Regions from separate parts of the Homo sapiens genome. Here region 2 is linked to region 1. Evidence: read pairs that join two places in POLR2A ChIA-PET (ENCODE). Cell type or tissue: CD4-positive, alpha-beta T cell. All regions are shown on one strand. Links, peaks and the distances in the headings refer to the core of each region. The heading gives the core; the rest is flanking DNA. Region 1 has its middle 8.1 kb from the start of MHENCR. Region 2 overlaps ZBTB46 (zinc finger and BTB domain containing 46).

Evidence for each region. Peaks named below come from ENCODE experiments on the same cell type or tissue, not always from the same donor. Only the 100,000 strongest peaks of a DNase experiment are listed, where the experiment ranks them.
Region 2: POLR2A ChIA-PET joins it to region 1 with 5 read pairs; 13 of 35 experiments call an interaction of 5 or more read pairs at or near these places.

What each region holds. Positions count from the first base shown.
Region 1 is chr20:63,632,737-63,637,967 of GRCh38, reverse strand. No RefSeq gene overlaps it. Among named protein-coding and RNA genes, the nearest start is that of MHENCR, 8.1 kb to the right of the region's middle. RefSeq lists an enhancer at 2,142-2,191 and a silencer at 2,392-2,441. In CD4-positive, alpha-beta T cell, for the core only: no CTCF peak of the experiment used is centred there; DNase peaks (open chromatin) are centred at 1,957 and 2,447; H3K4me3 peaks cover 1,079 bases; H3K27ac peaks cover 3,107 bases.
Region 2 is chr20:63,747,733-63,753,230 of GRCh38, reverse strand. It overlaps ZBTB46 (zinc finger and BTB domain containing 46), which reads left to right. Exons shown (of 5, transcript NM_001369741.1): 4 at 370-545. Among named protein-coding and RNA genes, the nearest start is that of ZBTB46-AS2, 6.7 kb to the right of the region's middle. RefSeq lists enhancers at 1-489, 490-1,440. In CD4-positive, alpha-beta T cell, for the core only: no CTCF peak of the experiment used is centred there; DNase peaks (open chromatin) are centred at 560, 1,240, 1,620 and 2,070; H3K4me3 peaks cover 522 bases; H3K27ac peaks cover 833 bases.

The DNA of each region.
Region 1 (5,231 bases), core at 1-5,000:
ATCCCAGCACTTTGGGAGGCTGAGGCGGGTGGATCACGAGGTCAGGAGATCAAGACCATCCTGGCTAACATGGTGAAACCCCGTCTCTACTAAAAATACAAAAAATTAGCCGGGTGTGGTGGCGGGCGCCTGTAGTTCCAGCTACTCAGGAGGCTGAGGCAGGAGGATGGCGTGAACCCGGGAGGTGGAGCTTGCAGTGAGCCGAGATAGCGCCACTGCAGTCCGGCCTGGGCGAAACAGCAAGACTCTGTCTCAAAAAAAAAAAAACGAAAAAACAGAGTTTGTATATAGCATCCCTGTATCCTGGGCATACAGACACACACATGCCACATACAACATTGAAAGAATTTGTATATGGCATCCCTGTACCCTGGGCATGCATGGGCACGCAGACACAGACACCACACACAAACACACGTGGGCCTTGGCCTCCCGCAAGACCAAGCTGATCGCAGGCCGGGTGCTGGCAAGGCACTGAGGGCAGATGGAGTTTATGACAGTCACCATGTGGAGCCTCTGGCATCAAGTGGGGGCGGACATTCCTTCACAAACTGATCGCACTTTTCCCATGAAGAAAAGGAAAGGCAGGCTCCTCCTGGGAGGCCAGACAGAGCTGTTTAGTGACCTATTGTGTGTGACAAGTCACCCCTTAATTAACAACGAACATTATCTGTCAGTTCCCATAAGTCAGGAGTACAAAACCTGGGGGTTTCTGGCTCGGAGTCTCTCATGATGTTGCAGTCAGGACGTTGGACGAGGTCCTGGCCATCTGAAGGCTGGGCAGGAGGTGGGGCATCCTCTTCTGAGAATGCTCCCTCCCGAGGCTGCAGGCAGGAGGCCTTCATTCCTTACCACATGGACATCCAGGGGCTGCCTGAGTGTCCTTGAAACATGGCTCTGGGGGACCCAAAGCCAGCGACCTGGGTGGGGGTCGCTGGGTGGGGGGATATTGGGAGGAACCCAATGTCCTCTGGGTGTGGGGAACCATGTAAGATCTGCTGTTAGAAGTGAGTCACTGAGAAGACTCATGCTTAGGAGGGAGTTGGGTTCCAGCTTTTGAGGTGAGGAATGTCAAAGGATTTGTGAACATATTTTATTTTCTTATTTTATTTATTTATTTAGAGATGGAGTCTCGCTCTGTCGCCCAGGCTAGAGAGCAGCGGCGCAATCTTGGCTCACTGCACCCTCTGCTTCCTGGGTTCAAGCGATTCTCCTGCCTCAGCCTCCTGAGTAGCTGGGATTACAGGCACGCACCACCACGCCTGGCTAATTTTTGTATTTTTAGTAGAGACAGGGTTTCCCCATGTTGGCTAGGCTAGTAGAGACGGGGTTTCATCATGTTGGCCAGGCTGGTCTCGAACTCCTGACCTCGTGATCCGACCGCCTTGGCCTCCTAAAGTGCTGGGATTACAGGTGTGGGCCACCATGCCTGGCCTTATTTTACTTTTTTGAGACGGAGTTTCACTCTTGTTGCCCAAGCTAGAGTGTAGCGGTGTGATCTCAGCTCACTGCAACCTCCACCTCCCAGGTTATAAGCGATTCTCCTGCCTCAGTCTCCCAAGTAGCTGGGATTACAGGCGTGAGCCACAGTGCCCGGCCTTGTGAATGTATTTTATTTTATTTTATTTTTTGAGACAGAGTTTCGCTCTTGTTGCCCAGGCTGGAGTGCAATGGCATGATCTCGACTCACTGTAACCTCCACCTCCTGGATTCAAGCGATTCTCCAGCCTCGGCCTCCCGAGTAGCTGGGATTACAGGCATGCACCACCTGGCTAATTTTGTATTTTTAGTAGAGATGGGGTTTCACCATGTTGGTGAGGCTGGTCTTGAACTCCTGACCTCAGGTGATCCACCCACCTTGGCCTCCCAAACTGTTGGGATTACAGACGTGAGCTACAGTGCCCGGCCAGTCTGTGAACGTATTTTAAAACCACATCAGACACTCTGCCTAGAGTGACTGCTATGATCTGAATGTGTCACCTCCGAAGTTCACGTGTTGGAAACTTAACCGCAGCGCAGCAGTGTTCTGCTCTATTAAAAGGGCTCCTGGGAGTGGGCTCTCTCTGACCACGTGAGGACACGGTGGTCAAGGTGCCATCGTGGAAGCAGAGACCAGGCCCTGACCTGATGGCCCCTTGCTCTTGGACTTCCCAGCCTCCAAAACTTTGAGGAAATAAATTTCTGTTCTGTATTAAATTACCCAGTCTGTGGCATTCTGTTACAGCAGCACAAAACGGGCCAAGACAGTGACTGTATGTTTTGGACACAGCTGGTGCTTGCTTGGTGTCTGGGGCAGCAGTGGGTGCCCCCCAAACAGGGGTGTCCAGCAAAGCAGGTGGGGATACGGCACAAGTGGAGGCCTGACTCAACCAGTTGCTCCCCCACAGCCTGCTGTGCACTCGTGTCGGGCAAAGGTGCGGCCATGCAGAAGTGAGCACAGGAAAAGCTGGTGCCAACCACAAGTGCTTCTCCTTTTGCTGAAGAAAAACAATTTTGATGTTCTGCAGTTGCTCAGTTTCCTGGGACTGCTGTAAGAAGTACCACAAATGAAGCGGCTTAAAACAACAGAAACTCAGCCGGGTGCAGTGGCTCATACTTGTGATCCCAGCACTTTGGGAGGCCGAGGCAGGAGCATTGCTTGAGCCCAGGAGTTTGAGACCAGTCTGGGCAACATGGTGAAACCCCATCTCTACAAAAAATACAAATATTAGCCAGGCGTGGTGGTGCTCGTTTGCAGTCCCAGCTACTCTGGAGGCTGAGGTGGGAGGATCGCTTAAGCCCAGGAGTTCAAGACTGTAGTGAGCCATGATTGTGCCACCCAGCCTGGGAGACAGAGCAGGGCCCTGTCTCAACAAACAACAAACAATAAACTTGTATTTCTAGTCACCAAAATGTTGTGTGTATAGCATAGTTTATTATATTCAAAACACTTTCAAATTTTTTTAATCTTCATAATGTCTACTCTGGGAAAAACAGGATAAACATTGTTACACTAACCTTTTTTTCTGGTTGCAAATGTAAGACATGGTCATTGCATCACTGCAAAACACAAGGACAAGAGGCCAGGTGCAGCGGCTCATACCTCTAATCCCAGCAAGGCCTCCCACCTTTGGGAGGCCGAGGTGGGCGGGTCGCCTGAGGTCACGAGTTTGAGACCAGTCTGGGCAACATGGTGAAACCCCATCTCTACTAAAAATACAAAAATTATCTGGACGTGGTGGCGCACACCTGTAGTCCAGCGACTTGGGACGTTGAGGCAGGAGAATCGCTTGAACCTGGGAGGCGGAGGTTGCAGTGAGCTGAGATTGAACCACTGCACTCCAGCCTGGGTGACAGAGCAAGACCCCATCTCAAAAAAAAAAAAAAAAAGTTATTTGTTAATATCACCGTCAAGCTCATCAGAAAGTACTGGGAAGCCTTTCACAATGGCAAAATTCTTTTTTTTTTCTTGGCCCGGGCACAATGGCAAAATTGTTATTCTTACTTCAAAGCTCAAATTTTATCACTGGTAACAAATGCTGTCAGTTGCTTTCCTTAAAGTGTATGGGTTTTTTTTTTTTTTTTTTTTTTGAGACGGAGCTCGCTCTGTCGCCCAGGCTGGAGTGCGGTGGCGCGATCTGGGCTCACTGCAAGCTCCGCCTCCCGGGTTCACGCCATTCTCCTGCCTCAGCCTCCCGAGTAGCTGGGACTACAGGCGCGCGCCACCACGCCCGGCTAATTTTTGTATTTTTAGTAGAGATGGGGTTTCACCGTGTTAGCCAGGATGGTCTCGATCTCCTGACCTCGTGATCCGCCCGTCTCGGCCTCCCAAAGTGCTGGGATGACAGGCGTGAGCCACCGCGCCCGGCCGGGTTTTTGTTTTTTCTTTCACTCCCCTGACATAAAATATTTGGTATTTTTCTATACCAGCAACCAATTCTCCAACCGCTAACTGGGTGTCCAATATAATACAGGTAAATTCTGACACTGCCTTCCTGGAGGGTGTGTCAGATCCTACAAATTACAAGGGCTCAATCCTAACCGACTGCCCACACTTCAGACCCCGGGAGCCAGTCCAGAGCCACTTATATTTATGACCACTGGGCTTTCTAAATCAGGGGTTCTCACAACCTGCTCTTCAGGTTAGATGATTTACTAGAATGTCTCACAGAACTCAAGAAAATTTGTATGTTTGTCAGTTCATTATAAACGAACAGCCAAGTGGAAGAGATATTCAGCCATCCCCGTTAAAGTGGAAGTAGACCTGAGTAAACTTTTATCCAGTATTGGACAATATCCTCTAAGGCGTGAAGCAATGAAAAGAATCAGACCCATAACAAGAGTGTATCTGCTTTCGGGATCTAGGAGTGCTACAATTAAATAAAAAATGAGAGTATTTTTAAACAAAGATTAATTTTAAAAAGAAAGAAAGGCTGGGCCTGGTGGCTTATGCCTGAAATCCCAACACTTTGGGAGGCCGAGGTGGGTGGATCACCTGAGGTCAGGAGTTCAAGACCAGCCTGACCAACTTGGTGAAACCCTGTCTCTACTAAAAATACAAAAATAAGTCAGGCCTGGTGGCGGGCATGTGTAATCCCAGCTACTCAGAAGGCTGAGCCAGGAAAATCACTTGAACCCAGGAGGTGGAGGTTGCAGTGAGCCAAGATCGCGCCATTGCACTCCAGCCTGGGTGACGAGAGTGAAACTCTGTCTCAAAGAAAAGCAAAAAAAGAGAAAAGGGTATAATGATCCCTTGCACAAGCCCATGTATTATAGTACTGCGATCCTTCCCATAAGGAAACCAAATGGGAGGATCTGGCATTTTGTACAAGACCCCAGAGCTATCGACAACATTGTGATTCCACGACATGGGTGCTACCAAAGCCTCCCACTCTGGCAGCCACCGTCCCTGCAGAAGCGAGGTATTGACTGTGGCTGATATATGCAGTGCTTTCTCCAGTAGACACAGAGTCGGCTCGTTTTCTTTTACATGACAGGACCAGCAGTATACCTCAACCATCATGCCCTAAGGACACACCAAGGGTCCCACCTATGTTTCTTTTTTTGCTTTGAGATGGAGTCTCACTCTGTCACCCAGGCTGGATGGAGTGTGGTGGCGTGATCTCAGCTCATCGCAACCTCCACCTCCCCGGTTGAAGAGATTCTCCTGCCTCAGCTTCCCAAGTAGCTGAGACTACATGTACACACCCAGCTAACTTTTGTATTTTTAGTAGAGATGGGGTTTCACCATG
Region 2 (5,498 bases), core at 184-5,183, 120 kb before region 1:
ACACATGCCCAGTGGGGTCTGAGGGCTGGAAGGAGGGTCCTGCAGGGACCGGGCACTGTGTTCAGCATTGGCCGTTCTTACCCCTTGCCTCCTGCCTTTGGCCTGGATGGAAAGATCTCCTGAGAGCTGGGGCTCCTGAGCTCCCTGGGGCTCAGCCTTGCTGGCACCGCCCCTGCCAGACAGTGGGTGGGACAATTTATGCAGATGGTGGGGGAGCCTGGCCTGTCGCAGTGCTGACCAGCCCCCAGTGGGTGGCCGTGGGAGACAGCCCGTCCTGGCTGCTGGGCTGCGGCGTGCAGCCGTGGTCTGTGGGCCGCAGGGCGGTACATCCCAAGCCCTGCTGACGCCTCGCGGGTCCCTCTCTTTCAGTGAATGAGTTCACGGTGATCAGGAAGAAGTTCAAGTGTCCGTACTGCAGCTTCTCGGCCATGCACCAGTGCATCCTCAAGCGACACATGCGCTCGCACACGGGAGAGCGGCCCTACCCCTGCGAGATCTGCGGGAAGAAGTTCACGCGGCGCGAGCACATGAAGCGCCACACGCTGGTGAGTGCGGGGAGGGTCCGCGTGCCGCGCGCTGCGCGTGGCCACGATGTCCGGGCAGGCGGGTCCTGATGAGGGCGCAGACCGCCCCGGACCCCACACCGGGTCCACTCTGCACAGGGGGGACGACAGCAGGGCAGGGAGATCCGCCCCGGGCCCCTGTCTGCTCTGCCCCGGCCTCCTGGGTGTGGCTGGGCCACATGGCCCCTGCAGAGGCTTCGGCCCACCCTGCTCACCTGCTGGCCGCCAAGGCAGCCAGGCCTCGGCAAACTCAGCTCGCTCTGCTTGGAGCCCCCAACCCTCAGCCACCTCTGCGCCCCCCCGCCCCCGCCCTGCCTCGGGAGGGAGAACCCTGTCCTTGTGCCTGCCGACCTGTCTGCACCCACCGCGCCCACCCTGGAGCTCAGCACTGGCAGGTCGTTGTCAGGTAGCAGGTGTGGAGTGGATGGATTTGCTTGGGGAGGAAATAATAGAAAAAGGCAGCCTGGGAACAGGGAGGCAGATTTGCCAAAAAAGGCCTGGCGAGGGCATCTCAAGTGGGTGAGATCAACCAGTGAGGCGGGTGGGGCACAGGCAGCCCAGAGCGGGGCGGCCCCAAGGGTTCGGGGAGTCCTGGAACGCCCACCCCGAGGCGCAGGGTGCAGGGGGAGCTCGCGGCGGGCAGCTGTGTGAGGAGAGGCAGTGGAGGCGCCCCGGGCTCCGGGCAGAGGTGGGGCTGCTGTCGGGGCGGAAGAGGCTCTGGAGCATCGCTGCCAGTTTAGGAATCGCAGGAGAGTCAGCAGGTTCCGGAGCGGACCTGCAGGAGCCGAGCTCCACCGGGAGACCCACCGGGGGGCGGGGCTTCATGGGAGACCCACCGGGGGGCGGGGCTTCATGGGGAGACCCACCGGGGGCGGGGCTTCATGGGGAGACCCACCGGGGGGCGGGGCTTCATGGGAGACCCACCGGGGGGCGGGGCTTCATGGTGCGACCCACCGGGGGGCGGGGCTTTATGGGGAGACCCACCGGGGGGCGGGGCTTCATGGGGAGACCCACCGGGGGGCGGGGCTTTATGGGGAGACCCACTGGGGGGCGGAACCGAGCGCCAGAGGTCAGGTTCTGTTGGTTGCTGCTTTTCCAGTGCAGTGGTGGATACCCATTTGGGGTAACGACCCCTGTGGGAGCTCCCTGAGGTCAAGCTGCAGAGCTAGAGGGGTGCAGGGCCCTGGCCTCCCCGTGTTTGCCTGGCCGGCTGTGGGCGAAGGGCCACTCCAGGCCCTCGGATGCCGCCTGGGATGTGTGCTGGAGTGGATATGGAGCGGGGCTTAGTGCTGGGCTCTGGCCTTCCCTGATGCCCCCACATTTGCCTTTGCGAGGTGGAGGACAGTAGAGAAGGAACAGTCCTGGGAGGGGGCCCCTGGACCACGAGATGGCAGGTCTGCAAGGCCAGAAGCAGACCCACATCCACGCGGAGCCGCCGGGGCCCCAGCCTTGTTTTCCGTAGCGGAGGATGTGCTTCTGTTCACACAGGCCACAGGGCTGATCTTACAAACCACTTATAAAAAGCCGCGGGGGCGGGGGGAGGGGTAGCTGCACCAGGCCGACATGTTTCCTATTCAGAGAAAATCGCATCTTGTTTTTTAAACTGATAGGTGCTAACACGTTTTAACAACATGGATTGCAACGTCTTTCTTCAGCAAATCCGTATTAACCTCTCAGTAAACGTTTTGATCCTGTTTGAGGTTCAGTGTGGCTGCCTGTTCCTTCTCGTTGGATAGGGTTAGGGTTTGTTTTTTTGTTTTTTTTTTGAGACAGGGTTTCACTGTGTTACCCAGGCTGGAGTGCAGTGGCGTGACACAGCTCACTACAACTTTGACCTCCCGGGCTCAAGCGATCCTCCCACCTCAGCCTCCCAAGTAGCTGGGACTACAGGTGTGCACCAACATGCTCAGCTAATTTTTGCGTTTTGTGGTGATGGGATTTCGCTGTGTTGCCCAGGCTAGTCCCGAACTCCTGGCCTCAAGTGAGCCACTTGCCTCTGCTTCCCAAAGTGCTGGGATTACAGGTGTGAGCCACTGTGTCCGACCAGGGCTGGGATTTTTGTCCTGGGGTTCATGATTGGGCTTCAGGGGGTCATAATTCCCTGGAAAATGTACTTATAACATATGGAAAGCCAAGTGTGGTGGCACATGCCTGTAATCCTAGCACTTCGGGAGGCTGGGGCAGGAGAATAGCTTGAGGCCAGGAGTTTGAGACCAGCCTGGGCAAAATTGCGAGACTCTGTCTCTACAAAAAATTAAAAAAAAAAAAAAGTTAGCCAAGTGTGGTCCCAGCTACTTGAGAGGCTGAGGCAGGACGATCACCTGAGCCCAGTGAGGTCCAGGCTGCAGTGAGCTGTGATTGCACCACTGCACTCCAGCCTGGGCAACAGAGTGAGACCCTGTCTCTAAAGAACAACAAACACAAGCAAGCATATGGGGCTTGACTTTTTCTGAGGAGAGGCTCTGTGTGTGGCCTTCTCTGGGGTCCTGGACCTGAGAGCGTGGAGACCCGAGTGTGAGACAGCAGCTCTAGCCGGTCCAGCCTCCACTTTCACGATGGCACTTACGAGCACTGTCAGCCCTTCCCTGGCCTGGGTGGCCCCTCCACCCGCTCCAGGAAGAGCACCAGTGGCTGGGGCAGGGCCCCCCATGCCTTGGCAGGGCCACATTTGGAGGGTGGGCCAGCCGTGCTCTTGCAGCCACAGTGCCCCAGAGCCTGGGCGGGCTGCCAAGGTGTCCCGTCTTCCTTCTTGCTTCCTTCCAGGGCATTTGCCCATTTGCATGAGTTCCCAGCCATCCAGCCCTGGCCACATGGTCCCTGTGCCACCCCAAGCTGCCCCTGCTGCCTCCTCAGGTGCCCTGGCCCCTGCACACATGGGAGCCTAGGCCTCAAGGGGCCTCAGTGTTTTTCACTAGCCCCGCTCCAACCCTTCCTGGGCCTGTGTGCACCAGGTTACTGTGCTGGGAAGTTTCTACTGTGGCTTGTCTTGAATTTTTGTTCTGGAAGTCCTTGGTTTAAAATACAGCAAAACAGGCTGGGCGCGGTGGCTGACGCCTGTAATCCCAGCACTTTGGGAGGCCAAGGCGGGCAGATCACGAGGTCAGGAGATCGAGACCATCCTGGCTAACACGGTGAAACCCCGTCTCTACTAAAAATACAAAAAATTAGCTGGGCGTGGTGGCGGGTGCCTGTAGTCCCAGCTACTTGGGAGGCTGAGGCAGGAGAATGGTATGAACCCGGGAGGCGGAGCTGGCAGTGAGCCGAGATGGCAACACTACACTCCAGCCTGGGTGACAGAGCGAGACTCTGTTTCAAAAAAATAAATAAATAAAATACAGCAAAACAAAAGCCCAAAGGAGCAGTTCTGGCACCAAGTTGTCTGAGGCTCTGTTTCTAGGGTTAGCGTGTTTGGGCATCTGAGGTGTGCTGTGTGGTGCTGCCCTGGCCCTGAAAGCCACCAGCTGCCCCTGAAGGTCTCACATCCCTGGACAGCGCCCATCCCGGTCCAGGCTTAGAGCTCACACAGTTGCTCTGGAAGCAGACATTTGAGAAGTGAGGTCTTTATGGTTCCCGGCTTTGTGGAAGAAGTTACAGGCACCTCTGCCCTCAAGGAAGCGGGTCTAGAAGGGGAGGTCGGGCCGTGCTGGGTGGCCTGTCGGCCTGTGGATTCGGAACACTGAGGCAGGAAGTACGTAAGGGCCCGGGTCCAGCCCCAGGATGGGGAGGTGGTAGCTGTGGTGCCTGCCCGTCAGAGGTCTTTGCAAGTGTAGCAGGACCGTCTTCCGCCATGACACACATTGATTATGTATGTACTTGCTCATGGGAGAAAACTGGTGAGTTTGGAATGGTTTAAGGAAGAGCTAAACTCACAAGCACATCCCAGCCTCAGTTCTCCGTGCAGCCTCAGAGGTGCTGCAGGCCCCGGGAGACAGCCCTGTGGATGGAGGGAGGAGCCGAGGGGAGCCTGGGGTCATTGCCGGGTTCAGCCTGGAGGACTGACCTGAGGCCAGCCCACCTCAGAGAAGCCCCTCGTGTGGACTTGGCCAGGGGCCAGGGGTTGCTATTGGGGTCCTCTGTGGGTCCTGCCCTCTCGGTCCTTGGAGGGCAGAGACAGGGGCTGTGCTGTGAGGGATCAGGGCCAGCCCCCCAAGGCCTCCTCTAGCTGGCGTGGCCGAGGGTGCCCGTGAGTGGGTACAAGGGCCACCTCTCCCCATCCCTGGCCATGTCTGAGGTCTGGTTCTGCACAGCACAGGTGTCCACACCCACCCTCAGCGGAAGCCCACCTGGGGCCACATGTCCCCAGCAGTGTGTGGTAGTTCCCTCAGGCCTTGAGGCCAGTGCTGAGACCCTCCAGGAACCCAGCACCTCGCGTCCTGCCACATGGGCCCTCTTCAGGGTGCTGCCCCATCTCCCTGCCGGGCCCAGCACAGGGCACAGCACGACTGCCCTCCCTGGCAGCCACACCTCCTCCTCTGACCATAAGTGCTCATCTCTCTTCTTGCATGTCTCAGTCGACCTTGAAACAGCCTGAGAGTGGGGGAGTTGCCTCCTTTACACGTTCCTGGAGTCAGGGTCGGGCTGAGGGGTCAGGGACTGAGGGGGTCAGGGGCTGAGGGGGTGTCCACGCAGCCAGGCTGAGGTGTGGGCCCACCTGCCCGGCTGGCAGCCCCAACCCCGGCCCGTCCCTGTACGGCTGGGTACAGGAAGAGCTCTGTGAGCTCCAGTCCAATGCGGGGCCCTCAGCCTGTCCTGCAGGGAGGTTTGGAGGAAGCCAGGCTTTTAGGCAGAGGCCGGTGGTGTGACCCCCGTGAGAAGTGTGTCAACCCAGGGGGCCTCTGGTGGGGGTGCTTGGACACACAGTGTAGACGCTGAGACTGGCCCACCTAGGGGCTGGGTTTGCGGGGGAGGGGCACTGCCGCCCTCGTGCCAGCATCC